Regions from separate parts of the Homo sapiens genome. Here region 2 is linked to region 1. Evidence: read pairs that join two places in POLR2A ChIA-PET (ENCODE). Cell type or tissue: A673. All regions are shown on one strand. Links, peaks and the distances in the headings refer to the core of each region. The heading gives the core; the rest is flanking DNA.

The links. Peaks named below come from ENCODE experiments on the same cell type or tissue, not always from the same donor. Only the 100,000 strongest peaks of a DNase experiment are listed, where the experiment ranks them.
Region 2: POLR2A ChIA-PET joins it to region 1 with 6 read pairs; 5 of 35 experiments call an interaction of 5 or more read pairs at or near these places.

Annotation. Positions count from the first base shown.
Region 1 is chr16:29,638,003-29,653,696 of GRCh38, reverse strand. No RefSeq gene overlaps it. Among named protein-coding and RNA genes, the nearest start is that of SPN, 17 kb to the left of the region's middle. RefSeq lists enhancers at 1-4, 15-64, 7,655-7,949, 8,847-9,116, 10,073-10,132 and 1 more. In A673, for the core only: no CTCF peak of the experiment used is centred there; a DNase peak (open chromatin) is centred at 7,816.
Region 2 is chr16:29,587,163-29,602,856 of GRCh38, reverse strand. It overlaps MIR3680-2 (microRNA 3680-2), which reads left to right and starts at 3,592; the gene lies at 3,592-3,678. It overlaps LOC105371168 (a long non-coding RNA gene), which reads right to left and starts at 5,066. Exons shown (of 2, transcript XR_950984.3): 1 at 5,035-5,066; 2 at 1-469. It also overlaps the pseudogene SMG1P2. RefSeq lists a silencer at 7,156-7,545. In A673, for the core only: no CTCF peak of the experiment used is centred there; a DNase peak (open chromatin) is centred at 7,496; H3K4me3 peaks cover 1,134 bases; H3K27ac peaks cover 1,312 bases.

The DNA of each region.
Region 1 (15,694 bases), core at 5,454-9,453:
TCACGCCACCCTTGTCCTCTGGGGAATTTCCGTCTAGTCAGAAAAGAGAAGTTTACATACTTATTTATTCACTGAAAAGCACCAGGCCGGGCACGGTGGCCCATGCCTGTAATCCCAGCGCCCAGCGCCTTGGGAGGCCAAGGTGGAAGGATCGCTTGAGCCCAGGAGGCAGAGGTTGCAGTGAGCCGAGATCGCAACATGCATTCCAGCCTGGGCGACAGAGCAAGACCTTGTCTCAAAAAAAAAAAAAAAAAAAAAAAAAGAGAAAAAGAAAAGTGCTGTTTCCTAAGCTAATGCATGTTATAAGCACAGAAGTGTTTGTCATGAACAATAAGTCTTCCCTTTCCCCAACAAGTCATGATCTCAGAAAGAGAACACTTCTAATGCTTTTAACTTTTTCTAGTCTCAATTCTACTGGTGGGTCCACATTCCCAAAAAGTGTGCTAATTTCGTTATTCCTTTTTTTTTTCTATTACTACATGGAGATGCTATAACTTTATTTCTTCATGTATCCATTTTGCCTGGCATAATCATAGGTGTCTGACCCACTGGCCCTGCTCCAGCCCCATTCCACCTTGCAGGTCAGTTAAATCCCTCTCTTCAGGTCCTTTGTAACGAACTAAAGTTGCTTTTGTAACTTTATTTACGTAGTTATGTATGAGTTTTATTATTGTTGTTGTTTTGTTTTGAGACAGGGTCTCACTCTTTCGCCCAGGCTAGAGTGCAGTGGCCTGATCTCAGCTTACTGCAACCTTGGGCTCCAGTGATCCTCCCACCTCAGCCTCCAAGTAGCTGGAACTACAGGTGTGTGCCACCGCACCTGGTTACTTTTTTTTTTTTGAGACGGAGTCTCGCTCTGTCACCCAGGCTGGAGTGCAGTGGCGCGATCTCGGCTCACTGCAAGCTCCGCCTCCCAGGTTCACGCCATTCTCCTGCCTCAGCCTCCCGAGTAGCTGGGACTACAAGCACCCGCCACCATGCCCGGCTAATTTTTTGTATTTTTAGTAGAGACAGGGTTTCACCGTGTTCGCCAGGATGGTCTCGATCTCCTGACCTTGTGATCCACCCTGCCTTGGCCTCCCAAAGTGCTGGGATTATAGGCGTGAGCCACCGCGCCCGGCATGCACCTGGTTACTTTTTATATTTATTGTAGAGACATTGTTTCGCTGTTGCCCAGGCTGAGATCAATTTCCTGGGCTCAAGCAATCCGTCCACCTTAGCCTCTCAAAGTGCTGGGATTATAGGCATGAGCCACCTCACCTGACCTATTTACTTATTTTTAAAGAGATGAGCACCCTCGAACTCCTGGGCCCAAGCAATCCTACCTCAGCCTCCTGAGTAGCTGGGACTACAGGTGTGCACCATCATGCCCAGCTAATTTTTAATTTTTTTTGTAGAGACAGGGATCTCATTATGTTGCCCAGGCTGGTCTTGAATTCCTGGGCTCAAGCGATCCTCCTTGCCTCGGCCTCCAAAAGTACTGAGATTACAGGCATGAGCCACAGCTTCTGGCCTAAATTCTTATCACTTTGTGACATGAAGATAGTGGCTTTCCTTTATCTCTCTTCTGCTCATTTCTGTTACCTGTACATTTACTTTTATGTTGTTAAATGTAGATAATATTGGCATTCTCTCTTTCATCTTGCTTAGAGCTGCATTGCCTAATGTAGAAGCCACTGGCCACAGGAGACTACTTTAACTTAATTAAAATTTAATGAGATTTAAAACCTAGTTCCCTCAGTTGCAACTAGCTAGTTACATTTCAAGTGTGTTCAGAAACCACATGTGGCTAGTAGCTATCAAATCAAATAACACAGATAAAGGCTATTTCTATCACCTCAGATAGTCAAGATCAGTGCTGTCTGGTCCAGAGTTTGAGTCTAAAATGGAAAACTATTAATTTTCTTTGTTTTTAAGATTATGGGGCTGGATGTGGTGCCTCATGTCTGTAATCCCAGCACTTTGAGAGGCCAAGGCAGGAGGATCACTTGAGGTCAGGAGTTCAAGACCAGCTGGGGCAACATAGCAAGGTGCCATCTGTACAGAAAAAAAGAAAAAAAGTAGCCAGGCATGGTAGCACATGCCTGTACTTACAGCTACTCAGGAGGCTGAGACGGGACAATCACTTGAGCCCAGAAGTTCAAGACTGCAGTGAGCTATGATGATACCACTGCACTGCAGCCTGGGTGACAAAGGGAGACCATGTCTCTAAAAAAAAAAAAAAAAAAATGCCTAGCACGGTGGCTCACGTCTGTAATAACAGCACTTTGGGAGGCCGAGGCGGGTGGATCACCTGAGGTCAGGAGTTCGAGACCAGCCTGGCCAACATGGTGAAACCCCATCTCTACTAAAAATAAAAAAATTAGCTGGGCATGGTGGCGCGTGCCTGTAATCCCAGCTACTAGGGGGGCTGAGGCAGGAGGATCGCTTGAACCCAGGAGGCGGAGGTTGCAGTGAGCTGAGATCGTGCCATTGTACTCCAGCCTGGGCAACAGAGCAAGATGCCACCTCAGAAAAAAAAAAAAAGCATTATATAACTATTGTTCAGTTATATTATATAAATATATATATTTATATATATATATAAAATTTTAGCGATATTTACTACGATAATGTATCATAGTAAATTTACTACAATACATCTCTTTTAATTTTACCTAGAGTTTCTAATTGCTTCACTAATTCCTTGCTCCAGTGTGACCTTCCTTCTCCCCTCCCACTCCCTGTTGCTACACTGCTACATCTTGGGACCAGTGGTTATTTCTCTCTTGGGTGGGATCTCCTATTTCCTGTAGTCTGCACCCTTCTCTTTTGTGATTTACCCTCTTAATTTTGCAGGAGCACATTTTCAAGTCACATCCAAAGAAAGCTCCCTAATAAAAAGGTGAACTTTGCTTTTTTTTTTTGTCTCACTCTGTCACCTAGGCTGGGGTGCAGTGGGGCAATATCGGCTCACTGCAAACTCTGCCTCCCAGGTTCAAGCGATCCTCCTGCCTCAGCCTCCCTAGTAGGTGGGATTACAGGCAGGCGCCACCATGCCTGGCTAATTTTTGTATTTTTAGTAGAGACGGGGTCTCGCCATGTTGGCCAGGCTGGTCTCGAACTACTGACCTCAGGTGATCGTCACCCCTCAGCCTCCCAAAGTGCTGGGATTACAGGCGTGAGCCACCGTGCCCAAAGTAATCTTGCACCTAAATAGGTCTTTAGTTTATTCTCACACTTGATATGAAAGTCCAACCCTCAAGTTGGAAAGCTCTACTCTGGTACCAAAAGCCCCAGTCAGCCTCTTATTGGCTCACTCTGAAGTATGATGGGACTTGAAAGAAATATCAACCTTTTTTTTTTTTTTTTTTTTGAGACAGGGTTTTACTCTGTCACCCAGGCTGGAATACAGTGGTGAGACCACAGCTCACTACAGCCTCAACTCAACTTCCTGGGCTCAAGTAATCCTCCCAGCAAAACTGGGAGGTGCACACCGCTACGCCTGGCTAATTTTTGTAGAGACAGAGGTCTCCCTATATTGCCCAGGCTGGTCTGGAACTCCTGAGCGCAAGAGATTCCACCCACCTCGGCCTCCCAAACTGCTGGGATTACAGGCATGAGCCGTCACGCCTGGAAGAAATATCAACAACATTCAAAGAAACCCTGCAACATGAAAGGAAAGCACCAAGATAAACCAACCCCATCATCCATTCTGCCTCCTTCTTTCCTAAAAGTACCCCAGTTTGTTCAGGTGCCCACCAGCATACACATCCTGGGCACTGACCCCTTCCTTCTTCAGCTCCAGCAAAGTCTGACCAGTCTAAAGTAACCACTCCCCTTCTGCCCACGATTGCATTAGGAAAGGGTACATGCCCCAGTTCTAGCCACTAAGATAAAAGGAAGGGAGGCTTCTAAGAAAGGCTTCTTCCTTTTAATTAAAAGAGAACCCGGGGGCAGTAACTTCTGCCTCCCACAAGCCATGATTAAGGATACATCCTGTAACTCTGAGAGGAACTGGCCCCAGGATGGAAACATTGCAGGATTGCAGAGGAGGAATGGGAGGAAGAGCATGGGATCCCAAGGCATCGCAAATGCCTGATCAAGGGGCCCTGAATCCCAGCCACCCCCTTCTGTGAGCTTCCTGTAAGTCGGATGTTTAGTTATTTGTAGCCAAATGCATCCTAAGTACATTCAAAAAAATTTAAAAAAAAAAGAAAAAGAAAAGAAAAGTAATCCTGGAGGAAACAGAATTTACGTAAAGAAAAAGAGGCTGGGTGCGATCGCTCACGCCTGTAATCCCAGCACTTTGGGAGGCAGAGGCAGGTGGATCATGAGGTTAGGAGATGGAGTCCATTCTGGCTAACATGGTGAAACCCCATCTCTACTAAAAATACAAAAAAAATTAGCCGGGCGTGGTGGCGGGCGCCTGTAGTCCCAGCTACCAGGAGGCTGAGGCAGGAGAATGGCATGAACCCGAGAGGCGGAGCTTGCAGTGAGCTTGCAGTGAGATCGCGCCATTGCACTCCCGCCTGGGCGACAGAGCGAGATTCCGTCTTAAAAAAAAAAAGAAAAGAAAAGAAAAGAAAAGAAAAGAAAAAAAGAAAAAGAAAAAAAAAAATCTGGTATTTTTAAAGACATTTGAGAAAATGCTGCTTCAGGCCAGGCACGAGGCTCACCCCTGTAATCCCAGCACTTTGGGAGGCCAAAGCGGGAGGATCGCTTGAGACCAGGAGTTTGAAACCAGCCCTGGCAACATAGTGAGATCCTGTCTCTACAAAAAATTAAAAAATTAGCTGGGCGGGGCTGGGCACAGTAGCTCATGCCTGTAATCCCAGCACTTTGGGAGGCCGAGGCAGGTGGATCACCTGAGGTCAGGAGTTCGAGACCAGCCTGGCCAACATGGTGAAACCTCATCTCTACTAAAAACACAAAAATTATCCAGGTGTGGTGGCGGGTGCCTGTAATCCCAGCTACTCGAGGCTGAGGCAGGAGAATCGCTTAAACCCGGGAGGCAGAGGTTGCAGTGAGCCAAGATTGCGCCACTGCACTCCAGTCTGGGCGACAGAGTGAGACTCCATCTCAAAAAAAAAAAAAAAAAAAAAAAAAAAGAGCTGGGCGGGAGCCAGCTGGGCCCCAGCGAGTGCACGTTAGACCACGGCTCCAAGCTCTTCTTCCGGCGCCTCTGACCCGGGGGCCGCCTTTCCCCATCCCCACCGAAGTCCCTAATAAATGAAGGTGCTGCTTCCAAAAAAAAATTAGCTGGGCAGGGCGTGGTAGCACGTGCCTGTAATTTCAGCTGCTCTGGAGGCTGAGGTGGGAGGATCACTTGAGCCTGGGTATTTGAGGCTGCAGTGAGCTGTGCTCATGCCACTGCACTCTGGCCTGGGTGACAGAGCAAGACCCCATATTAAAAAAAAAAAAAAAGATGGGCCAGGCACGGTGGCTCACGCCTGTAATCCCAGCACTTTGGGAGGCAGAGGCAGGTGGATCATGAGATCAGAAGATCGAGTCCATTCTGGCTAACATGGTGAAACCCCGTCTCTACTAAAAATACAAAAAAATTAGCCAGGCGTGATGGCGGGCGCCTGTAGTCCCAGCTACTCGGGAGGCTGAGGCAGGAGAATGGCATGAACCCAGGAGGCGGAGCTTGCAGTGAGCCGAGATCGCGCCACTGCACTCCAGCCTGGGCGACAGAGCAAGACTCTTTCCCCAAAAAAAAAAAAAAAAAAAAAAAAAAGATATTGCTGGCCAGGTGCAGTGGCTCACACCTGTAATCCCAGCATTTTGGAGGCCGAGGTGGGCTGATCACCTGGGGTCAGGGGTTCGAACCAGCCTGGCCAACATGGTGAATCGCTGTCTCTACTAAAAATACAAAAATTAGCTGGGCACAGTGGCAGGTGCCTATAATCCCAGCTACTCGGGAGGCTGAGGCAGGAGAATCATTTGAGCCCGGGAGGCGGACGTTGCAGTTAAACCGAGATCCACTACTGCACTCCAGCTGGGCGACAGAGCAAGGCTCCATCTCAAAGAAAAAAAAAATTGCTACACTATGTTACAATAAAAACAGGGTGTTATAAAAAAGAAAGAGGCCAGGCACAGTGGCTCACGCCTGTAATCCCAGCACTTTGGGAGGCTGAGGCAGGTGGATCACCTAAGGACAGGAGTTCGAGACCAGCCTGACCAACAAGGTGAAACCCTGTCTCTACTAAAAATACAAAAAAAAATTTAGCCGGGTGTGGTGGCAGGCACCTGTAGTCCCAGCTATTCTGGGAGCTGAGGCAGGAGGATCGCTTGAACCCAGGAGGAGGAGGTTGCAGTGAGCCAAGATCACACCACTGCACTCCAGCCTGGGCGACAGAGTGAGACTCCATCTCAAATAAATAAATAAATAGAGCAAAGACTGAATTCTTAGAAATTAAAGCTATGATACTGAATTACTAAAAGCATTAGAATAAAGAAGCTGGGCACAGTAGCTCACTCCTGTAATTCCTGCAGTTTGGGAGGCCAAGGAGAATGGCTTGAGGCCAGAAGTTCAAGACCAGCCTGGGTAATATAGCAAGGCCTCATCTGTACAAACACAAACAGGAAGTGTTGTAATAAAAAGTTAATAAATTATCCCAGAAAACTGCCAGGTGTGGTGGATCATGCCTGTAATCCCAGCACTTTGGGAGACCAAGGCAGGCGGATCACCTGAGGTCAGGAGTTCGAGATCAGCCTGGCCAACGTAGCAAAACCCCATCTACTAAAAATACAAAAATTAGCCAGGTGTGGTGGCAGGCGTCTGTAATCCCAGCTACTTGGGAGGCTGAGGCAGGAAAATCGCTTGAACCCGGGAGGCGGAGGTTGCCATGAGCCAAGATTATGCCACTGCACTCCACCCTGGGTGACAGAGTGAGACTCTGTCTCAAGAATAAAAAATTTAAAAAATAAATAAAGCTGGGCGCGGTGGCTCACGCCTGTAATCCCAGCACTTTGGGAGGCCAAGGCAGGTGGATCACGAGGTCAGGAGTTTGAGACAGGAAGCTGAGGCAGGAGAATAGCTTGAACCCAGGAGGCAGAGGTTGCAGTGAGCCAAGATCGCTCCACTGCACTCCAGCCTGGGACAGAGTGAGACCCCATCTCAAAAATTGATTAATTAATTAATTATCCCAGAAAATAGAACTCCCAGAAGGTGTAGGGGTGGAGAAGAAAATATGAGAGAAAATATATGAGACTGCCGCTCTAACATAGAGATCCAATAAGTGGCGGCTTAAAGAAGAGACGTGTCGGCCGGGCGCAGTTGCTCACACCTGTAATCCCAGCACTTTGGGAGGCCAAGGTGGGTGGATCATGAGGTCAGTAGTGTGAGACCATCCTGGCCAACCCCGTCTCTACTAAAAATACAAAAATTAGCCAGGCATGGTGGCGCATGCCTGTAATCCCAGCTACTTGGGAGGCTGAAGCAGGAGAATCACTTGAACCCAGAAGGCAGAGGTTGCAGTGAGCCGAGATTGTGCCACAGCACTCCAGCCTGGGACAGAGTGAGACTCTATCTCAAAAAAAAAAAAGAAGAGACGTGTCTGCAAAAAACAAATAAATAAATAAACAAAAGAAGAGACATGTTCAAGTGAAATGGTGGTAGTTAGGGAGGCAGCTCTGCTTCTCTCATTGCTCAGGGACCAAGGGCCCTTCCTCATCACTTTTCTGCCATCGGTAGGGCACCGTTTGTCACCTGCACGTTTGAATCTGTTGTGGGGATCTCCAGCCAGCAGGAATGGAGAGTATGAAGCTGGCCTACTTCCTAAGGCCAAAGACCAGAAGTCACATACATCACCTCCTCACATTCTATTGGTGGAAACTTAGTCACATGACCATGCCTACTGCAAGGGAGGCTGGGACATGCAGTTCCACCATGTTCTTGGGGAAGAAGGGCTCATTGGATTTTGGATAATGAGTAGTCTTTGCCACAGAGACACAGCCAGGCAATCCAAGAGGCCCAAAAGCTAACCAATAGGAGTGCCAGGAAGAGAGAACCCAAGAAATGGAAGAAGGAGAATGATCAGAGATCATTCTCACTCTGATGAGAAACATGCGTCTTCAGGCTGAAAAGCCCACCTAGTGCCTGCCCAATGAAAGAAAACCCATGCCGGGCACACTGGAACCCCAAAAGTGTCATGTACGACTTAGCTATTTCCTAAGGAACAGGAAGCAGCTGGTGATTAGGTTAACATAAATGAAAGAAAGAAAAAAGTCCCAGGGTAAGAAAAAATTAATAGAATGAACACCACATTAGGCTCTGAACTTCCTGGGGCTGGCCCTGAAAGGGAAAATTTACATAAGTTCCTCCTTTTTGACTATAAGAACTAGTTCCTTAGAGAAGGTCAATATTTCGTGACACTCACTTCTAAAATTAATTTTCATATAAGAACATATCTTATGCCAGTTGATGTCATGGATATAATGGCTGATGGGCAACACACCACTCCTGAGAAAGGCTTGGGCACTGGAGTCAGACCAACCTGAAGGCAGCCACCACTCACTGTGTGCCCTTGGGAACATTTCTGAGTCTCAGTTTTCCTCACCTTTAAAATGGGCATAGTAAAAGGAAAAGAAGAGCCAGGCATGGTGGCACAGTAGTAGTCCAGTAATCCCAGCCAAGGAGGCCAAGGCAGGAGGAGTTTTGAGGCCATCCTGGGGACCATAGGGAGACCCTGTCTCTCTAGATTTAAAAAATATATTAAAAAGTAAAGAAAAATGGGCACAGAGTATTTATCTCACAACATTATTAATTTGTTCTTTAATTCCGCAAATATTTGTTGAACACCAACCATGTGTCCGGCATAGGATTGTGACAATTAATGAAATCAAGGGCCAGTCACCTGTCCTCTTGGAGGTAGCCTTCTCCGGAGTGAGACAGACTCTACATATGTAGGAAGCAGGCATCATGGAGAAACATCACGCAGGAAAGTGGGGGAAGGAAGTGCTCCTTTCTACAGGCTGATGTCTCTGAGAAGGGGACATCTGAGGGGAGACTTGAGGGAAGAGAGGGAGCAGCCATGAGATGTTCATGGGGAATCCCACGGACAAACAAAGCCAGTTCAAAGGCCCTAACCTGGGTCCTGCTTCGCGTGTTCTGGGAAGCCCAAGGAGGCCAGTATGGCTGGAGCAGAGTGCATGAAAAGCGAAGTCAAGAGGAAAGGGGGCCATAGGGCACGGCTTTAGGTCATTATTAGCACTTTCACTCTGAGTCAGTGTGGAGAGTTTAGAGAGCTTCAACTTTGTTTTGTTCTGTTTTCTAGAGACAGAGTTTTATTCTGTGGCCCAGACTGGAGTACACTGGTGCAATTATGGCTCACTGCGGCCTCCAACTTCTGGGCTGAAGCGACCCTCCCACCTTAGCCTCCTGAGTGGCTGGGACCACAGGTGTGTGCCATCATGCCCAGCTTTTTTTTTTTTTTTTTTTTTTTTTTTTGATACAGAGTCTTGCTCTGTCACCAGGCTGGAGGGTAGTGGCACGATCTTGGCTCACTGCAACCTCTGCCTCCCTGGTTCAAGCAATTCTCCTGCTTCAGCCTCCCAAGTAGCTGAGACTACAGGCACGTGCCACCATGCCCAGCTAATTTTTGTATTTTTAGTAGAGACGGGGTTTCACCATGTTGGCCAGGATTGTCTTGATCTCTTGACCTTGTGATCTGCCTGCCTCAGCCTCCCAAAGTGCTGGGATTACAGGCGTAAGCCACTGCGCCCTGCCGCTGATTTTTGTATTTTTTGTAGAGACAGGGTCTTGCTATGCTGCCCAGGTTGGTCTCAAACTCCTGGGCTCAAGTGATCACCAGGGTTTCTTGACAGATTGGATTTGGGGATGTGTGAGAGAGGATTGAGGACAACACCAAGGTTTTCGGCCACACCAACTGTAAGAATAGAATTGTTGTATTCTGATATGGGAAGGCTGCAGGAGGAGCAGGTATGGGGGAGAAGATAAAGAGTTCATTTTGGGCCCGGGCACGGTGGCTCACACTTGTAATCCTACCACTTTGGGAGGCAGAGGCAGGCAGATCGCTTGAGCTCAGGAGTTTGAAACCAGCTTGGCCAACAGGGTGAAACCCTGTCTGTACTAAAAATACAAAAAATTTGCCGGGTGTGGTGGCACGTGCCTGTAATCTCAGCTACTCGGGAGGCTGAGGCAGGAGAATCACTTGAACCTGGGAGGCGGAGTTTGCAGTGAGCCAAGATCAGGCCACTGCACTCCAGCCTGGGCAACAGAGCAAGATTCTGTCTCAAAAAAAAAAAGTTCATGTTGGGACATGTTAAGTTTGTGTTGCCTGTCAGACACCCAAGGGGAAGTTTCAAGTGAGCAGTTCTGAAGCTCACAGAAGAGGTCTGCAGTGAAGATGAAAACTTGGGGGACATCAACATTTGGATGATATTTAAAGCCAGGGGTCTGTGTGAGCTCAACTCAAGAGTGAGTGTCACCAGGCACCATGGCTCATGCCTGTAACCCTAACACTTTTGGAGGCCAAGGTGGGAGGATCACTTGAGCCCAGGAGTTTGAGACCAGCCTAGGCAACACGGTGAGACCCTATCTCTACTTAAAATTTTAAAAATTAGCCAGGCAGGGGGGCATGTGCCTGTGGTCCCAGCTACTTGGGAGGCTGAAGTGGGAGGATTGCTGTAACCCAGGAGTTTGAGTTTGGAGTGAGATAGGATTATGCCACTGCACTTCAACCTGGGTGACAGAACAAGATTCTATCTCAAAGTTAAAAAAAAAAAAAAAAAAAAGAGTGGCCAGGCGCCATGGCTCACGCCTGTAATCCCAGCACTTTGGGAGGCTGAGGCGGGCAGATCACGAGGTCGGGAGATCGAGACCATCCTGGCTAACACGGTGAAACCCCGTCTCTACTAAAAATACGAAAAATTAGCCAGGCGTGGTGGCGAGCGCCTGTAGTCCCAGCTACTCAGGAGGCTGAGGCAGGAGAATTGCATGAACCCAGGAGGCGGAGCTTGCAGTGAGCCAAGATCGTGCCACTGCACTCCAGTCTGGGCGACAGAGCGACACTCCGTCTCAAAAAAAAAACAACGAAAAACGAGTGAGTGTCAATTAGGAGAAGAGGACCAACACAGACATAAGAAGTGGGTGCCACTTCACTTACAGAGAGGGCAGTGACAGCTCAGAGATTCTGTGTCTTGCCCACGGTCACACAGCTGGTAAGGGGTAGGATCCGAATTCACAATGAGGTCCTAGTTCAGATCTTTTTGCACTCTATTAGAGTAATCCATACAGACTTCTGTTGATCTAAGTCGACCCGTGGCTATAACTGGAAATAGTTAAGGAGTGTTCACTCAGCCCTCAAGCCTTGAGAGAGAGTCTCGCCCTGTCACCAAGGCTGGAGTGCAGTGGTACGATCTCGGCTCACTGCAACCTCCGTCTCCCGGGTTCAAGCGATTCTCCTGCCTCAGCCTCCCAAGTAGCTGGAACTACAGGTGCCTGCCACCATGCCCAGGTAATTTTTGTATTTTTAGTAGACATGGGGTTTCACCACATTGGCCATGCTGATCTTGAACTCCTAACCTCAAGTGATCCGCCCGCCTCGTCCTCCCAAAGTGCTGGGATTACAGATGTGAGCCACTGTACCCAGCCAGCAGCTGGGCTTTTGAGAAGATTTGGAGAATCAAGAGTCCACAATTCTTGATTCTCAGTGTGGGCCTGGAGGTTGCATGGGTTTGCAATACATTGAGTCTGGGCAGATGTGTGCGCCTAGCAAAGCCAGAGGTGGTAGCAGCCATCACAGGTTTCCAAAGCTGGGGCCCTGGCCACCTAAGTATCAGCCAGTACAGACACAATATTAGATCTGCCCCAGCCCTTGAACAACTGATGGGGCACTCAGTATCACACCTCAATCGGCCTCCCTCCATTGGAGGACTGACTCCATTCCTCAATATCAAGATAAGTGTCACAGACTGTCCCTGTCCCAGCTCTAAATTAAAGGTAATGATGCTGCCCTCTCCAGGACAGTCATAAAGTTAAACAAGAAAATAGTGAAATTACGCACAGAGTTTACTATTTTTCTTTTCCTGTCTCAGCCTTTAAGAACTCAGTAAAGGCCAGGCGAGGTGGCTCATGCCTATAATCCCAGCACTTTGGGAGGCCAAGGTGAGCAGATCACCTGAGGTCAGGAGTTCGAGACCAGCCTTGCCAACTTGGCAAAATCCTGTCTCTACTAAAAATACAAAAATTAGCTGGACTTGGTGGCAGGCACCCGTAATCCCAGCTACTTGGGAGGCTGAGGCAGGAGAATCATTTGAACCCGGTAGGCGGAGGTTGCAGTGAGCCGAGATCATGCCACTGTACTCTCCAGCCTGGGTGACAGAGCGAGACTCGGTTAAAAAAAAAAAAAAAAAAGGAAAGAGGAAAGGAAGAGAGAGAGAAAGAGAAAGAAAGAAAAGGAAAGGAAAAGGAAAGAAGAAAAGAAAAAAGAAAGGAACAGAACAGAACTAAGCAAAGATCCCTCAGAAGGGACCTCCAGGGGTCCCCCCACCCTCGTATCTGTTCAGTTCTGTTTCCGTTCAGTTGGATGTGTCCCACCTAGGAAGTGGTTTCAGACAGGGTTCCTCAGAGCCCTGGGGTTCAGAGGTGATGTTTTGGGGTTTGTGGCTCTGGGCTGGTCATCATCTACCCTCACTCCCAGACCTATTCTCAGCCCTACCCTCTGCCCTGGAGGCTCCCCCACCCTCTGTTTTTTGTTTTGTTTTGTTTTGTTTTGAGATGGAGTCACGATCTGTTGCCCAGGCTGGAGTGCAGTGGCAGGATCTTGGCTCGCTGCAACCTCCGCCTCCCCGGTTCAAGCAATTCTTCTGTCTCAGCCTCTCAAATAGCTGGGATTACAGGTGCCCTCCACCACGCCCAACTAATTTTTTTGTATTTTTAAATAGAGACAGGGTTTTGCCATGTTGGCCAGGCTGGTCTCGAACTCCCGCCTGGACCTCCCAAAGTGCTGGGATTACAGGGGTGAGCCACCGCACCCGGCCTGGATTTCACTTGAGTTTAGCTAAAGGGAGGACTGGCTGGAGCTCCAAGGGGGAGGACAGTCAGGACATTTCTATTCTGCTCCCTTCCTGCTGTGCCTCACATCTCTGGCAGTGGCTTCATCTCCCCACCCACATCTGCAGCACCTGTCAGGTGGCCCCTTCTACATCCCCAGGTTTTAATGAGTTTCGGTAACACAGTTTCTGCCTGTTACCCCATCAGTCCTAGAAGCAGTAACAGGCTCCAATAGTTGCTAGTCTCTTAGGGCTTCAGCATTCCTTGTAGCCTCCTTTAACCATATCCATTTCTCCATAAGGAGTCCCTATATTAAAGCCTCCAGAACTGCGTGTTCCAATAGATAACAACTAGCCACATGTGGATACTTAAATTGGAGCCAGATGTGGTAGCTTACATCTGTAATCCCAGCTACTCAGGAGCTGAGGCAGGAAGATTTCCTTTTTTTTTGAGACAGAGTCTCGCTCTGTTGCCAGGATGGAGTGCAATGAAGCAATCTTGGCCCACTGCAACCTCTGACTCCCTGGTTCAAGCGATTTTCCTGCCTCAGCCTCCCGAGTAGCTGGGATTACAGGCACGTACCACCATGCCCAGCTAATTTTGGCATTTTTAGTAGAGACGGGGTTTCACCATGTTGGCCAGGATGGTCTCAATCTCCTGACCTCGTGATCCACCCGCCTTGGCCTCCCAAAGTGCTGGGATTACAGGCCTGAGCCACTGCGCTTGGCCTCTTTTTTTTTTTTTTTTTTTTTTTGAGATGGAGTCTCGCTCTTTCGCCAGGCTGGAGTGCAGTGGCGCGATCTCGGCTCACCACAGCCTCCAACTCCCCTGGTTCAAGCGATTCTCCTGCCTCAGCCTCCTGAGTAGCTGGGATTACAGGCACATGCCACCATGCCCAGCTAATTTTTGTATTTTTAGTAGAGACAGGGTTTCTTTTTTTTTTTTTTTTCCAGATGGAGTTTCACTCTTGTCACCCAGACTGGAGTGCAATGGCACAATCTCGGCTCACCGCAACCTCTGCCTCCCAGGTTCAAGCGATTCTCCTGCCTCAGCCTCCCAAGTAGCTGGGACTACAGGTGTGTGCCACCACGCCCGGCTAATTTTTGTATTTTTAGTAGAGACGGGGTTTCACCATCTTGGCCAGGCTGGTCTCGAACTCCTGACCTCATGATCCACCCGCCTCGGCCTCCCAAAGTGCTGGGATTACAGGCGTGAGCCACCGCACCCGGTGAGACAGGGTTTCACCATGTTGGCCAGGATGGTCTCGATCTCCTGACCTCGTGATATGCCCGCCCTGGCCTCCCAAAGTGCTGGGATTACAGGCGTGAGCCTCCATGCCTGGCCTTTTTTCTTTTTTTTTTTTTAAGAGTAAGAGTAGACTTTATTTTATTTTATTTATTTATTATTTATTATTATTATTTTTTGAGACAGAGTCTCACTCTGTTGCCCAGGGTGGAGTGCAGTGGCACGATCTTGGCTCAGTGCAACCTTCGCTTCCTATGTTCAAGCAATTCTCCTGCCTCAGCCTCCCAAGTAGCTGGGACTACAAGTGCATGCCACCACACCCAGCTAATTTTTTATTTTTAGTAGAGACGGGGTTTCATCATGTTGGCCAGGCTGATCTCGAACTCCTGACCTCAGGTGATCCGCCCACCTCGGCCTCCCAAAGTGCTGGGATTACAGGTGTCAGCCACTGCGCCCGGCCTTATTTATTTATTTTTGAGACGGGGTCTCACTCTGTTGCCCAGGCTGGAGAGTAGTGATGCAATCTTGGCTCACTGCAACCTCCACCTCCTAGGTTCAAGCAATTCTCCTGCCTCAGCCTCCTGAGTAGCTAGGATTACAGGCACGTGCCACCACATCTGGCTAATTTTTTGTATTTTTAGTAGAGATGGGGTTTTACCATGTTGGCCAGGCTGGTCTTGATGTCCTGACCTTGTGATCCACCCGCCTCAGCCTCCCAAAGTTCTGGGATTACAAGCGTGAGCCACGGCGCCTGGCCTCTTTCTTTTTTTCTCTCAAGACGGAGTCTTGCTCTGTCGCCCAGGCTGGAGTGCGGTGGTATGATCTCGGCTCTCTGCAAGTTCTGCCTCCCGGGTTCAAGCAATTCTCCTGCCTCAGCCTCCCGAGTAGCTGGGATTATAGGCGCCCACCAACACACCTGGCTAATTTTTTGTATTTTTAGTAAAGACGAGGTTTTAGCATGTTGGCCAGGCTGGTTTCGAACACCTGACCTCAAGTGATACACCTGCCTTGGCCTCCCAAAGTGTTAGGATTACAGGCGTGAGCCACTGTGCCTGGCCTAACAAAGTGATTTAATGTGCTTATTGTGTGAAGCACTCTTTCTGTGTATTTTTAAAAATTGAGATGTAATTCATCTGTGTATATTTAAGGAGACTAGAAGACTTGCTCATAATGGTAGAATTTTAAAACTAGATATGACTCCGAGGTTGCTCCAGACCAACACTGAGATTTTGAGTGAAGAGGGGCAGTGAGCAGCTCTGTGGCTTGGTCCAGCACTTGCCTAGCCCCTGACTGGACCAAAGCCAAATCCATTTTCCATTTTCCAGTTTACACCTTGGTGCCTCCAACTATGAGTACTTTTTTTTTTTTTTTTTTTTTTGAGACTGAGTCTCACTCTGTCGCCCAGGCTGGAGTGCAGTGGCACGTTCTCAGCTCACTGCAACCTCCACC
Region 2 (15,694 bases), core at 5,790-9,789, 51 kb after region 1:
TGAAAAGCCTAGTTAAGTGGGCAGAGCACGAGGGTGAGATTTAGGAGACCTGGATGTCCTCACTTTGCCGCCCAGGAACTGCTGTGTGACTTTCAGCAAGTGGGACAACCTCTCTGAACTATGTTTACCCCAGCTATAAAATGGAGGTGTTGGATTGGCTGCCACAAGTGTCCTTCCACCTCCACAATACCGTGACTGGAGCGGGTTTTCACTCCTTTTTCTTGTTAGCATAACTGTTGGAGCTATAGAGGGTTTGGAGTGGGGTATGGGTTTCTGGGCCACAGATGTGTGAGGCTCCGCACTTAGCCAGCAGTGGCAACTCCTTATCACTGGTGCCCATGGCTTCATCTGTGCCCTGAAGATACTCATGCTGCAGTGACTGGTCAGATTAATGGTGATGCTTTCATGGGGCGCCGTAAGACATGTCCGCGAGGTATTTCGCCCATGCAACGGGAGGCAGTGTTCCAGTCTGTTGGAGACATGAAAGGGAGGCTCAGTCCCTGCAAAGGAACTTGCCCGAGTTCACACAGCATTTCAGCACTGGGTGGCCTGGCTTCAGAGTTTCAGAGGGAGGGGTGGCCCTTCCTGTCGGTCCTGGGGGTCTCCTGGAGTCAGGACCCTTGGGAAACCCAAATCCACCAGGACGCTTGCATCAGGAGAACCTGACTACATGAGAAGCTGCCCTTTTCCGGTTCTCCTGCTTACCCTTGACTTGGGGTGTCGGCAAATTTCAGAGCTTGCCAAATCTGCATCTTCCTGGCCTGTTTAAAATGAATGTGTCAGCCCCATTCTGGACAGCAGCTGACACCTCCTCCCCCGTGCCAGCCAGGACAGTGTGGTTGGGCGTAACTCAGCCCCGGTTAAAAATGGAAAAAAGTACAAAGACATGTGTTCAACGGCTGGTGACAGAATTTGAAAATGTGACACCAGCCTGTTAGTAATTTGTTTTCACAGAAACCTGATTCAACACTGAGCAGACAGGTGGGGCCAGGGCCTTGGGATCATCTCTGTTCTTGCCCAGGGACATCTGTATGTCTGGCCCAAAGCGGGGGCCTTGTGCTCTGCAGAGACTGGACATCAAAATTGAGCCATTATAAGCAGACCATCCTGGCCAGGCACGGTGGCTCACGCCTGTAATCCCAACACTTCGGGAGGCCAAGGTTGGCGGATCGCCTGAGGTCAGGAGTTCGAGACCAGCCCGGCCAACATGGTGAACCCTTGTCTCTACTAAAAATACAAAAATTAGGCGGGCGTGGTGGCAGGTGTCGGTAATCCCAGCTACTGAGGCAGGAGGCTGAGGCAGGGGGCAGGAGAATCACTTGATCCCCGGAGGCAGAGGCTGCAGCTACTCGGGAGGTAGAGGTGAGAGAATGGCTTGAACTCAGGAGGTGGAGGTTGCAGTGAGCCAAGATCGCACCATTGCACTCCAGCCTGGGCGACAAGAGCGAGACTTTGTCTCAAAAAAAAAAAAAAAAAAAAAAAAAAAAAATGGAAACACTGCCTTTGCTTCCCTGCCCCGGAACTGCTTCATTTTCCTTGGGGTTTCTGGACCACTTTGACCTCTCTCTGTGGCCAGCAATGGTGGGGAGGTGGGTGGATCTGGAGCTGGCATGGGCAGGCTCAGCATTCCAGCCCATTCTGGGGTGAGGTTGGCCTTGGGTGAGGACAGGGGTCACTGGGTCAGACATTCATTTTCTGGAGCCCAGGGGTGGTGACGTGTCCATCAGGGAAGCACGCGCCTGTGCTGGGGGGTGCTCCCTGGACCAGCAGCGCCGGCCTCCCTGGGACCTTGTTCTGTGCAGATGTGTTGTCTCCCTCTCCCCCGACCTGCCTGATCAGAAGCTCTGGGTTTCCATCCCGCTCCCCGACCACTGCTTTTACAAGTCCCCCCAGGGGATGACACGGGAGATGGTGGGGGCTGTCTATCAGTGGAGAAGGTGGGCGCTGTCTATTGGTGGAGATGGTGGGGGCTGTCTGTCGGTGAAGATGGTGGGGGCTGTCTGTCGGTGGAGAAGGTGGGGGCTGTCTGTCAGTGGAGATGGTGGGGGCTGTCTGCCGGTGGAGATGGTGGGGGCTGTCTGTCGGTGAAGATGGCGGGGGCTGTCTGTCGGTGGAGAAGGTGGGGGCTGTCTGTCGGTGGAGATGGTGGGGGCTGTCTATCAGTGGAGAAGGTGGAGGCTTGTACTCAGAGCAGGGGATATTTAGACTTGAAGGGGCCAGGGAGGAAGGTACTGGTTCTACTAAGCCCCATGTTCACTGGGCAGCCACTAAGTTTGGGACCGTGTGTGTACTGAGTGGATTCCGACAAAGAAGCTGTCTCAGGAGCCCCAGCCAGCTGCAGAGGGGGGCCCAAGCTCCAAGGCTGGGTGTCAGGTTTGCCAGGTGCTGGTTCGGCTAGGGGCCGCAGGCTGCGCTGGGCGGGACTGGGCTGGGCTGGTACCTGTGCCCGGTGTCAGGCCAGCTGTAGTTGCAGCGGTCAGCTGCCGCTCTCTGGCCCCATGCGAACTGCTGTGCCAGGTGCACCCTGGGGGACCAGGCTGCCTGGGCTTCCTGGAACTGGTGAAGTTGCCGCCACTTCCTCTATGCTGTCTCCAGCAGGCAATTCTGGGTAAACGATCTTCATTTGCCTATAAAGCTGCACAGCTCACAGGCCTTGGATCGTTTCTGCCCAGCCCCAGCATTGGCCCTTTGGACAGACTCTGAAACTGTGCGCAGAACGCACCCTGTCATTACAAATGACTCCTGGAGGCAGTCCCCGGGGGCCTGGCAGGAGCACCTCTGTTTCTGTTGGGTCTGAAAATGACAGACCAATTGCTTGAACCCAGGAGGCGGAGGGTGCAGTGAGCCGAGATCGAGACATTGCCCTCCAGCCTGGGCAACAAGAGCAGAACTCCGTCTCAAAAAAAAAAAAAAAAAAAAAAAAAAAAATCTTCACAAATGTAATTTGTAATGGCTGCAGAAAATTTCAGCTCTGAATGTACTGCATCCTAATCAGTTTCCTATTGTTGAGAATTAGTATAATATCCAGGTGTTTTGTTTTTGTTTTGCTATTAATAAGTAAAGCTGAGATGAATACTTCTGTATCAATCTTGATCCTTATTTTAGATAATTTCCATTTCATTCCTCCCATTTCTTGCGTGCTTCCTATGGTCAGGTGCTGTGCTGTGTGCTGAGTATGGAGGAGGTAGGCTGAGATAGACGTGACCTTTGCTCTTGCAAAGCTGATATCCTAAGGGTTGGACAGATGCTAAATGTGCAAAGAAACCCAATACTTGCAGATGGTGCTGGGTACTACCAAGGAAAGAAATAGGGTATATGACAGAGTACCTGGAAAGGGCACTGGCCAACTTTTATGGGCAGGGAGGTCAAAGCAAACCTGTCTGGAGATGAGACAGGCCAGGAAAATCAGGGCAGGGGCCAGAGTAGGGCAAATGTGGTGTCTAGAGCCTCATTTTTTTAGACGGATTCTCGCCCTGTTGCCCAGGCTGGAGTGCAAAGGCAGGATCTCGGCCCACTGCAACCTCTGCCTCCCAGGTTCAAGCAATTCTCCTGCCCCAGCTTCCTGAGTAGCTGGGATTACAGTACAGCCTCAAATTTAAGGAGGGACTCACTCACAGGATTGTGCAAATGCAAAGTTGGCTTTTGCATGACCCTGGGAGTAGGTGCCTCCTTAAATTTTGCACCCTCAGCAACTCCATCCCCTGTCACTTTGCTAGTCCCAACCCTGATGGGAACAAATGCAGGGAAGGCATTCCAGATGGCGGGAACAGCAAGTACAAAAATCCAGAGGCCAGAAAGGCTTGGTGTGTTTCAGGAACAGAAACTCGGTTCCCATGACTGAAATGGAGTAGGGAAATCCTAATGGAGCCAGAGAGGCAGAACCACCAACAGGAAGAAGAAAAAAATGTTGGAAGTTATGAGAGTTGCTCACGTTTGATTCATTTGATTAATTTTATTGAAATGGAGTCTCACTCTGTTGCCCAGGCTGGAGTGTAGTGGCACGATCTAGGCTCACTGCAACCTCCACCTCCTAGGCTTAAGTGATTCTCTCATCTCAGCCTCCCAAAGTGCTGGGATTACAGGCGTGAGCCAGCATGCCCCACCTGAAGCAATTTCTTTGTTGTCTTTTTTTTTTTTTTAACTTCTCCCATAGAAATAATTAACCCTCAAAAAACACTCAGTGTTGACAAAGGGTGGTGTGAGGACACAGAAAGTATCAGACTATCATTGGCAGAAACTTCCTGGAAAGCAACTTAACAGTCTGTATCCAAAGACTTAAAATCATTAACAGCCTTTTCCCCAATAACTCCACTTCTCGGAATCTATCCTAAGGAAATCTGCCACAGCCAGAGTGATTTTTTCCGTCCCCTTAAGAAATGGTCTCATCCTGTTGCCCAGGCTGGAGTGCAGCGGCACCATTATGGCTCACCACAGCCTGAAACTCGTGGGCTCAAGCGATTCTCCCACCTCAGCCTCCCAAGTAATTGGGATCACAGGCATGCCTCCACATCCATATGCCTAGTTGGATAATATTTTGACCAATAAAGAAAAAGAGGGCCAGGCGCGGTGGCTCACGCCTGTAATCCCATCACTTTGGGAGGCCGAGGCGGGTGGATCACGAGGTCAGGAGATTGAGACCATCCTGGCTAACACGGTGAAACCCTGTCTCCACTAAAAATACAAAAAACAAAATTAGCCGGGCTTGGTGGCGGGCGCCTGTAATCCCAGCTACTCGGGAGGCTGAGGCGGGAGAATGGCTTGAACCCGGGAGGCAGAGCTTGCAGTGAGCCAAGATTGCGCCACTGCACTCTAGCCTGGGCGACAGAGCGAGACTCCTTCTCAAGAAATAATAATAATAAAATAAAAAAATAAAAAAGAAAAAGAAAGGTAGTACCAGAGATTGTGTCCAGTTGCTCAAGCAATTTCTAACTTGTCTAATTTTAAAATTTTTTAAATTTTTATACAAAATTAGCCAGGCATGGTGGCATGTGCCTGTAATCTCAGCTACTTGGGAGGCTGAGGCAGGAGACTCACTTGAACCTGGAAGGCAGAGGTTGCAGTGAGCTGAGATCACACCATTGCACTCCAGCCTGGGCCACAAGAGTGAAACTCCGTCTGAAAAAAAAAAATTTAATTTTTTTTTGTAGAGATGGGGGTCTCACTATGTTGCTCAGGCTGGCCTATAACTCCCAGGCTCAAGGATCTTCCAGTCTCAGCCTCCCATCACTGTAATTACAGGCATGAATCACTTCACCTAAATGATTTTTTTTTTTTTGAGACAGTCTTGCTCTGTCACCCAGGCTGGAGTTCAGTGGCACGATCTCGGCTCACTGCAACCTCTGGCTCCCGGGTTCAAGCAATCCTCATGCCTCAGCTTCCCCAAATAGCTGGGACTACAGGTGTGCGCCACCATGCCTGGCTAATTTTTGTATTTTTTTGTAGAAACGGGGTTTCACCATGTTTGTCAGGCTGGTCTCTTGACCTCAAGTGATCCACCCACCTCGGCCTCCCAAAGTGCTGGGATTACAGGAGTCAGCCATCCATGGTGCCCTGCCTTTTCTCTTTCTTCTCCTCCCTCCCTCCCTACCCTCCGCAGCCCAGGCTGGAGTGCAGTGGTGGGATCATAGGTCACTGCAGCCTCCACCTGCTGGACTCAAGTCATCCTCCTGCCTCACCCTCCTGAGTTCCTGGGACCACAGGCACGCGCTACCACGCCGGGTAATTTTTGTAGTCCCCATCATTTAGAACTGGCAGGATCCTCCCTTAGTGAGGGATTGGTGGCCATAAGCAAGGAGCCCAAGGTGGAGGGGATATGCATGTGTGTGGAGGTGTCAACTCCTCATAATCTTCAAGTACTTTTGGTTACAATTTTTAATTGCACAAGCGATATATAAAGACGTTTTCTTTGCAACATAAAATGATAGGTTAAGACTCCTTATGCAGATAAGGTTTAGACACTTGTTTAAGGAGCATCCTGGCCCACCTTTTAAAAAATGTGTATGCATTCACTTTATGCATCAGATGGTTTAGGGAATTTTTTTCCCTGGGGCATGGGACATGTCATGGGGTAGATGGTCAGGTACGTCTCCTCTACCCAGCTGATTCTCTTTTTTTTTTTTTTTTTTTTTTTGGAGACGGAGTCTTGCTCTGTCGCCCAGGCTGGAGTGCAGTGGAGCGATCTCTGCTCACTGGGAGCTCCGCCTCCCGGGTTCACGCTATTCTCCTGCCTCAGCCTCCGGAGTAGCTGGGACTACAGGCGCCCGCCACCACGCCCAGCTAATTTTTTGTATTTTTTAGTAGAGACGGGGTTTCACCGTGTTAGCCAGGATGGTCTCGATCTCCTGACCTCGAGATCTGCCCGCCTCGGCCTCCCAAAGTGCTGGGATTACAGGCGTGATCTACCGCGCCCGGCCTTCTCTTTCTTTTCTCCTTTCCTTTCCTTTCCTCCCTCCTTTCCTTCCTTCCTTCCTCCCTCCTTTCCTTCCTTCCTCCCTCCTTCCCTCCCTCCCTCCTTTCCTTCCTTCCTTTTTCTTCCCTCCCTGCTTTCTCTCTCTCTCTTTTATTTTTTTGAGACAGAGTTTCACTCTTGTTGTCCAGGCTGGACTGCAATGGTCTGATCTCGGCTCACTGCAACCCCGGCCTACTGGGTTCAAGCGATTCCCCTGCCTCAGCCTCCCAAGTAGCTGGGATTACAGGCGTCCTCCACCATGCCCGGCTAATTTTTGTATTTTTAGTAGAGGCGGGGTTTCTCCATGTTGGCCAGGCTGGTCTGGAACTCCTCACCTCAGATGATCCGCCCACCTCGGCCTCCCAAAGTGCTGGGATTACAGGCGTGACCCACCGCGCCTAGCCCCCAGCTTCTTTCACCAGCAGAAGGCGGGCAAGCCTCAGGGTGAGAGGACTTCAAAGCACATTTCACATTGCAGAGGACAGGGTTTGGTGGTCGTGGGTACTCCCTTCCCTTACATCGTTTAGTTTTTTTCATTGGGAAGAAATGGTAAAAGGTGCTAGGACTCGATGGGCACATTTCAGGTGGAGGTTGGGAAGGTGGATATCCACCTCTCGATCTTACTATTTTCACTTTCCACTCCCCCCCGTAGAAAGTGGGAAAACTGGCGCACGTGAAACCAAGGGCACGCCTGTGTGCGCTCGCACCCCAGGGCACCAGCCCCCACCACCCACACTGCAGGTCCTTGATTGGACGCCTGTTTACACCTGACTGCCCAGCCCTCCGGTGCTTTCCGGGAAGCGTTTGGGAGAAAAGTGTGTGGCCGCAGTAGTGGAGATCCCTTGTCTTAGGATTCGTCACTACTACGCCCAGACCTCTTCGCCGTCCAAGAGCCTGGGGCCGTGGGGGGCGGGGCGGCCTGCTATCGGCCCCGCCTCTCTCGGCCCCGCCCCGCCGACAGGACCCGCCTCTCTCCCCAGGCCCGGCGGGGCCGACCCCGCCTCTCGCTCCCAGCATGCCGTGCGACAGTGGCGGCGCGGCGGGCGGAGCCGGGAGGCGGGGAAGCAGTGGCCTTGTGAGCGTGGGGAGCTGCCGCCACCGCCTGCTCCTCGTCGTCCTCGTCCTCCGGGGCCCCGGCGTCGTGGGCCGCGCATGGCCCTGGAAGAGAAGTCGGCGCCCCTTCATCCGCCTCTCTCTCACCGCGCCGCTCCCGCCTCCTCATTCTGCGTTGCGGGCTCAGGCGGAACCCGGAACGGCCGTCCTCTTACCCCGCCCTCCGCCGCCGCCTCCTCCTCCTCCTCCTCCTCCTCCTCCTTCTCTTCCTCCTCCTCGGCTTCCTCCTCAGCCCCGGGCCGGAGCGGGGTGTCGGCAGCGGCCGGTTCGGGCGGCGACTCGCGCTTCTCTGGGCGGCGGCGCTTGGCCATGTCGTGTCGGGGAAGGTAATGAGCCGCAGAGCCCCGGGGTCTCGGCTGAGCAGCGGCGGCACCAACTATTCGCGGAGCTGGAATGACTGGCAACCCAGGTGGGTGACCGGCCCGGGACCCCGCCCCGACCTCCCGGGCTCCGCCTCGGGCGGGCCGAGGCCTAGGGCCGCGGGGCTGGGAGGCGCGGCCTAGGCCCTCCACCCACCGGAGCCGGGCGCGGCTTCCTGGTTCTCCTCCGCCCCGGCTGGGGGAGGAAGGCCACGGGGAGGCGAGGCCTAAGTGCCTCTCCCCTCCCTGCATGTTCAGCCTGGGGCTGAAGCCGAGACCCGGGGCTCCCGGCGGTGGCACTGGCCTAGGGTCGGGACCAGGAGGTGAGAAAGAGGCGGGGGTGGTGGGGGGGCATTCCACTTACCGCCTCCCCCTGACCCCGAGTTGGGAGATCCTGAGAGTCCAGGACCCTCCCTGTTACTCATTCACTTTCTCGGTTCCCCAGTCTTTCAGCCGCCACGTGAGAGCTCTTGTAACCTCTGTTCCCTTTCTGTGACCCCCACGTGGTAATATTGAAAAAACCAAAACAAAACTCCAGCCAAGGCATTGCTCTGACTTTAGGCAGAACATTCATTAGTGGAGCATGAGATGAGATTGTGTGACTGTTGATGGGATCGACCCACTCTGGTCTTGGGCGATGGAAGTTTTCCCTAAGTGCAAGGCCGGTTACTCTGGTGAATCGTAATTCATACCTGGACACTTGAGTGAACTCTTTGGGCACCCACTTAGAAGTCTAGAGAATTTCCTCTTTTATGGAGGATTTGATCTCAGACCGTTTTGGGGCTTAGTTAGATTTGAATATATTAGGAACATTAACTTTTTAAATAAATGTAATTTCCTGTCTTTTTGATCAATGGGGGGAGGGCAGCTGTGCCTAATTTAGGATTGATTTATTCTAACCTCTCTTACTAAATAAATGCTTGTATTCAGAGTCTGTTTGGAATTTAACCCAATGCTTAGAACTCCTTAAATATACAGAAATATATTTTAGGGGCAATTGATTCATGGAACTCTCCTACTTTGGAGCACAATTGTATTATAATTGTCCGGAAACTGGCCAGATAATGTAGAACGCACAAGTTGTTGAGAAGCCCTTTTGTTTCCTGATAGTTACATGTAATTCCAGCAGTATTTGGAAATAATTTGCTAAGATGTTAGAATGTAACATTTGAAGACTCATTAGAAAAATCAATAAAATTATCTTTGGCTAATGGGTAGTACACATCTTAGTCTGTTTAATATGCCTTTCCAAAAAAAACTGTGTCTGTTGAGAATTGGTGTATATAACTAGATGACTTTAATAATTAGTGCCTGAGTCTAGAATTGAGATGTTTAGTCGTAAAAAAAAAATATTGTTCGATAAACAGCGTTGACTTGTCTTGTACCACTTAAGAGTTTGTGAGTGCTTTAAATAAAATTAGTTAAGTATTTTTCTTCCTATGATTGACATGCTTAGTTTTGCCTTTTTATTGAAATGTGTGAAATTTGATTATCTGGCATCTAACAAATCAGGTGGTAAATGAATGACAATGGATTTTCTATTATTTTTCAGTATTGTGATCAGTATAAGTATTTAAGAGAATTTAGTAACCTTTTAGAAGAATAAAGTGCCTTCCCAAATAGTCCTACAGCTTTTGTAAAGTGTAAATTGTAGTTTGTAGTTCTAAATAAATAGAGAAGAGTCGCAGCCACGTGCTAGGGCCAGCTGACTTCATTGCTGACAGGTATGAAGCCAAATGGCTTATGTAGTTATGGAATATGTACATAAGCTATTAATAAATATTATCCATGTTGTTTCTTTCAAGTGCTTTATTTCTTGGCTCTGGGGAGGGGCGATGTGGGAAGGGAGGAGCTTACAAGAAAGCTTGCAAGGTTTCTTTGAAGCTGTGCTTTTTGTAGGAAAGTTTCAGGATGTAACGCCTTGGTAGACGATACTGTGATACATTTGGTTACAGGGAGTAACAGTTTGTTAGGATGTTGGAAAGATTTGATTTTCTCCTGTTGTAGAGGGAACAGGAAAGTGTGGACATACCCCATAGCATAACTTGATTTGTTGCTAAGATTGTCATAGCTGATTTGTTAGTCAATAAAAATACCTGGGGTGTTTGCCAAGTCATAAATTTTTATTAGTTAAATTTGAGGTGATTCTGTCCCCTATTCAGAAAGATGACAGACTCCAGGTAACTGACGGAACGGATCTTGATCTTGCTTCTTGCTTAAATGAAGGTTTAGAACATCTTCAGATGCAGGCACATTTATTATGGTTCATCTGAATAATTTTGGTGAAAATTTTTTTTGCCTCTTATGTACCATTTTGTCCCTGGTGTTTTGGTTCTGTTTTCCTTGATGTAGGCTTTTTTTTTTGTCTTCCTGAGATGGAGTCTTGCTCTGTCTCCCAGGCTGGAGTGCAGTGGTGTAATCTCGACTCACTGCAGCCTCTGCCTCCCGCTTACAGGGAAAAATTCTCCTGCCTCAGCCTCCTGAGTAGCTGGGATTACAGGCGTCCAGCTAATTTTTGTATTTTTAGTAGAGACGGGATTCCACCATGTTGGCCGGCCTGTTCTTGGACTCCTGACTCAGGTGATCCGCCTGCTTTGGCCTCCCAAAGTGCTGGGATTACAGGTGTAAGTCACCGCACTCAGCCGATTTAGGCTTTTGAAAAAGCAATACTTGTTGATTTCTTTTAGTGTTAGTTTGCCAGTTGGTGTGGAAAATGACTGTTGAGTCAATTTTGACCACACATGATACTTCACACATACAGACAGGAAGTGTTCCAGGTGGCTGAATACGTGAATGTCATATGGCAAGAGAGCAAACCCGTGTTCCATAGAAGCATACCTCCAACAGTAAGCATTTATATGGCACTGGCTTATAGTCTTCCTTTTCATTCACTGTGCTCTCAGTCAACTCTTCTGTCAATTTTTTTGAGACAGGGTCTTGCTGTGGTCACCCAGGCTGGAGTGCAGCGGCACAGATACTTGGCTTACTGCAGTCTCGACCTCCCAGGCTCAAGCCTCCTGCCTCAGCATCCACAAGTAGCTGGGGCTACAGGCGCTTGCCAACAGCCCGGCTCATTTTTGTATTTTTTATAGAGATGGGGTTTTCACCACGTTGCCCAGGCTGGTCTTGAACCCCTGAACTCAAGCAATCTGCCCACCTTCAGCCTCCCAAAGTGTTGAGATTATAGGTGTGAGCCACCGCACCCGACATTTAAGAATGGTTAAGCAGGCTGGGGGCAGTGGCTCACGCCTGTAATCCCAGCACTTTGGGAGGCTGAGGTTGGTGGATCACCTGAGGTCAGGAGTTCGAGACCAGCCTAGCCAACCGACATGGTGAAACCCCCGTCTCTCCAAAAAAAAAAAAAAATAAATAAATTAGCAGGATGTGGTGGTGCATGCCTGTAATCCCAGTTACTCGGGAGGCTGAGGCAGGAGAATCACTTGAACCTGAGAGGCGGAGGTTGTAGTGAGCGACATCACACCACTGCACTCCAGCCTGGGCAACAGAGCAAGACTCCTTCTCAAAAAAAAAAATAAAAAATTAAAAAAAGAATGGTTAAACAAATGAGTGGTCTTAGGTCAGTTGTATTATTTGAAATCTGTGGGTTCCTCAAGCGTAAAGTTGAGAAGGTTTTGGGAACCACTGGATGCCTCTGGTTTTTTTCATATGAAGAAACAGAGGTGGTGGCTTCTTAGAACAAAGGGATATCTGACCTATGGAGGTTGCCCTCTTTACTCCTCTTCCCTAAAAAAATGACCTATCATTGCCAATAGCTAAAGTCTGTCATTTTTTCCACCTTAGTTTGGAAGATAATCTTCTAGTATCAATCAAGACAGAGATCAGAATGATGTGTTTTAAATGTGTAATTCATAATTGTACATTTTAATATTCTAAAGTGACATTGATTAATTTGACATTGGAGTCAAGTAGATTGATTAATTCAACAAAGAAGAGAAGGCATTCAAGTCAACAGAAAACAAGTAGATTTTACTTCTCCACTGGGGGTGTTAGGACATTAATTATGTACTTGGTCTTACTTGTTTAGTAGTAGATCTATATTGAGTGTCTTACTGTGCCCAAACTTAGGATCTTTGTATATTTCTAAAAGGATGAAACTGTATAATAAAAACACCTTCCAATTTTGGTAGATTGTAGACAGATCAGAGTATTCAAAAGTATACACATCTTCTCTATTGTGAAAGACCAAAAAATGGAAATGTGTTGTGAAATTAGAAAAGCTGTATACTAGTATGTCTGATGTTGTGAGAAGCTGGATTTTTGAAACCAGAGTTGTCTGTTCAGCCTTTTATCAGTCTGTACTAAGTTTGATGTCCATAGGTACATAATATAGGGAAATACATAAAGGATAAAATTAAGTGAAGTTACATATTTTATACTTATTAGGTGGGTGCAAAAGTAATTGCGGTTTTGGCAAAAACCGCAGTTACTTTCACACCAGTCTAATATTAAATGGAACTAGAGTCAAATAGAATTTAGCGATTGCCAGTTCTGTTCCACAGATTTCAAAGTACACTAAGGAAAATTTCAGCAAATTGTGCATGGCTGTTTTACTTGGGGGAGAGTAAAACGGCCATAATAAACTAAAAAATAAAAATTAAAACTAAAGGAACGTTTGTTTTTATGTTTTTCTTTTCTTTTCTTTCCTCTTTTTTGAGATATGCTCTTGCTCTGTTGCCCAGGCTGGAGTGCAGTGGTGCAATCACTGCTCACTGCAGCCTTGACTTCCTGGGCTCTGGGAATCCTCCCGCCTTAGCCTCCTGAGTAGCTGGGACCACAGGTGCATACCACCACACCTGACTAATTTATTTATTTTTCCTCTCTCTCTCTCTCTCTTTTTTTTTTTTTTTTTTGAGACAGAGTTTTACTTTGTTGCCCAGGCTGGAGTATAGTGGCACAATCTCAGCTCACTTGCAACCTCCACCTCCTGGTTCAAGTGATTCTCCTGTCTCAGCCTTCCAAGTAGCTGGGAATACAGGTGCATGCCACTATGCCCGGCTAATTTTTCTGTTTTTAGTGGAGATGGGATTTCACCATGTTGGCCAGGCTGGTCTTGAACTGCTGACCTCAGGTGATCCACCCGCTTTGGCCTCCCAAAGTGCTGGGATTCCAGGCATGAACCACCATGCCTGGCCTCCTCTCTCTTTTTCTGAAACAGAGTCTCACTCCAGTGCCCAGGTTGGAGTGCAGTGGAACCATCTCAGCTCACTGCAGCCTCCATCTTCCAGGCTCAATAAGTCCTCCTACCTCACCCTCCCAATAGCTGGGACCACAGGTGCATGTCACCACCCCCAGCTACTTTTTTTTTGTTGTTTTCTGTAGAGACGGGGTTTTGCCATGCTGCCTGGACTGGTCTTGAATACCTAGGCTCAAGTGATCCTTCCTCCTTGGCCTCCCAAAGTGCAAGGATTACAGGTGTGACCCACCATGCTTGGCACGCTAATTTTTTATTTTTATTTTTTTGTAGAGATGGGGCCTCCCCATGTTGCCCATGCTGGTGTCAAACTCCTACTCCAGTATGAAATAAGTCATTCCTTATGAAACAGTTAGTAATCGTATCTTTAAGTTGAACCTTCCCCTCACCCCAACTTTTTTTTTTTTTTTTTTTGAGACGGAGTTTTGCTCTTGTTGTCCAGGCTGGAGCGCAATGGTGCAATCTTGGCTCACTGCATCCTCCGCCTCCCAGGTACAAGCTGTTTTCCTGTCTCAGCCTCCCAAGTAGATCAGATTACAGGCATGTGCCACCACACCCGGCTAATTTTTTTATATTTAGTAGAGACGGGGTTTCACCATGTTAGGCTGGTCATGAACTCCTGACCTTAGGTGATCCACCTGCCTCGGCCTCCCAAAGTGCTGGGATTACAGGTGTGTGCCACTGCACCCCGCCTTTTTTTTAAAGACATAGTTTCACTCTGTCTCCCAGGCTGGAGTGCAGTGGCACGATCTTGGCTCAGTACAACCTCCACCTCCTGGGTTCAAGTGATTCACGTGCCTCTGCCTCCCGAGTAGCTGGGACTACAGGTGCATGTCACCAGGCCTGGCTAATTTTTTATTAGAGACCGGGTTTCGCCATGTTGGCCAGGCTGGTCTCGAACTCCTGACCTCAAGTTCCCACCTTGTGCTTCTCAAAGTGCTGGGATTACAGGAGTGAGACACCGTGCCTGGACTCCCCAACCCATTTTGTTTTTATTCCTTTATAAATTAGTATAATGGAAGGTTTTTTTGTTTGTTTTTTATAACAGGTAATAAAATACTCTAATTCAGTAAATATTGATGCTTCTAGGGAGATGTGTGTGTGTGTGTGTGTGTGTGTATAAATTTTTTTTTTTTTTTTTTTTAAGATGGAGTGTTGCTCTGTTGCCCAGGCTAGAGTGCAGTGGTGCAATCTCGGCTCACTGCCAGCTCCACCTCCTGGGTTCACTCCATTCTCCTGCCTCAGCCTCCCGAGTAGCTGGGATTGCAGGTGCCCGCCACCACGCCTGGCTAATTTTTTGTATTTTTAGTAGAGATGGGGTTTCACCGTGTTAGCCAGGATGGTCTCGATCTCCTGACCTTGTGATCCGCCCGCCTCGGCCTCCCAAAGTGCTGGGATTACAGGCGTGAGCCACCGTGCCCGGCCATAATTTTTTTTTTTTTTTGAGATGGGGTCTCACTGTATTGCCCAGGCTGAAATGCACTGGTGCAATCTTGGCTTACTGCAACCTCGGCCTCCTGGGTTCAAGCGATTCTCCTGCCTCAGCCTCCCAAGTAGCTGGGATTACAGGCATGTGCCACTACTCCTGGGTAATTTTTGTATTTTTAGTAGAGACGGGGTTTCGCCATGTCGACCAGGCTGGTCTCGAACTTCTGACCTCAAGTGATCTGCCTGTCTTGGCCTCCCAAAGTGCTGGGATTACAGGCACAAGCTACTGCACTGGGCCACGGCCAGGATTTTTATGACTTGTAAAACCACTGTCTTCAAGGAGGCTATAAGTTATTATGGGAGAAAAGTAAAGGGCTTTGTGAAGGGGAGAGCATGTGGATTTTGTGATGTAATTCTCAGTATACCTTCCTTCCTTCCTTCCTTTCTTTTTTTTTTGAGACAGTCTTGCTCTGTCACTTAGGCTGGAGTGCAGTGGCATGATTGACAGGGTTTCGCCAGGTTGGCCAGGCTGGTCTTAAACTCCTAACCTCAGGTGATCTGCCCGCCTTGACCTCCCAAAGTGCTGGGGTTACAGGCCAACATGGTGAAACCCCATCTCTACTAAAAATACAAAAATTAGCTGGATGCAGTGGTGGGTGCCTGTAATCCCAGCTACTTGGGAGGCTGAGGCAGGAGAATCGCTTGAACCCAGGAGGTGGAGGTTGCAGTGAGCCAAGATCATGCCATTGCACTCCAATTTGGGTGACAGAGCGAGACTGTCTCAAAAACAAAAACAAAAACTTGGAGGGTCAGAGGAGGGAAAATGGGGTGATGGAATTGGTCTGTACAGTTTTCACTGTGAATTTGGGGGAGAATCCCCCCCAAAATAGAAGAAAATTAGGATAAGGCCAGGTGCAAATTGTCAGTGTGTAGAGGAATTGGGTACTTATGAGGAGTAATATAAATAAGAGGTGAAGCTGAAGCACTGGGTTGGGAACCCTATTGTAGACCTTTAATCATAGTTCAGGTGTTTTTTTGTTTGTTTGTTTGTTTGTTTTTGGAGACAGAGTTTTTGCTCTTGTTGCCCAGGCTGGAGCACAATGGTGCCATTTTGGCTCACTGCAACCTCCGCCT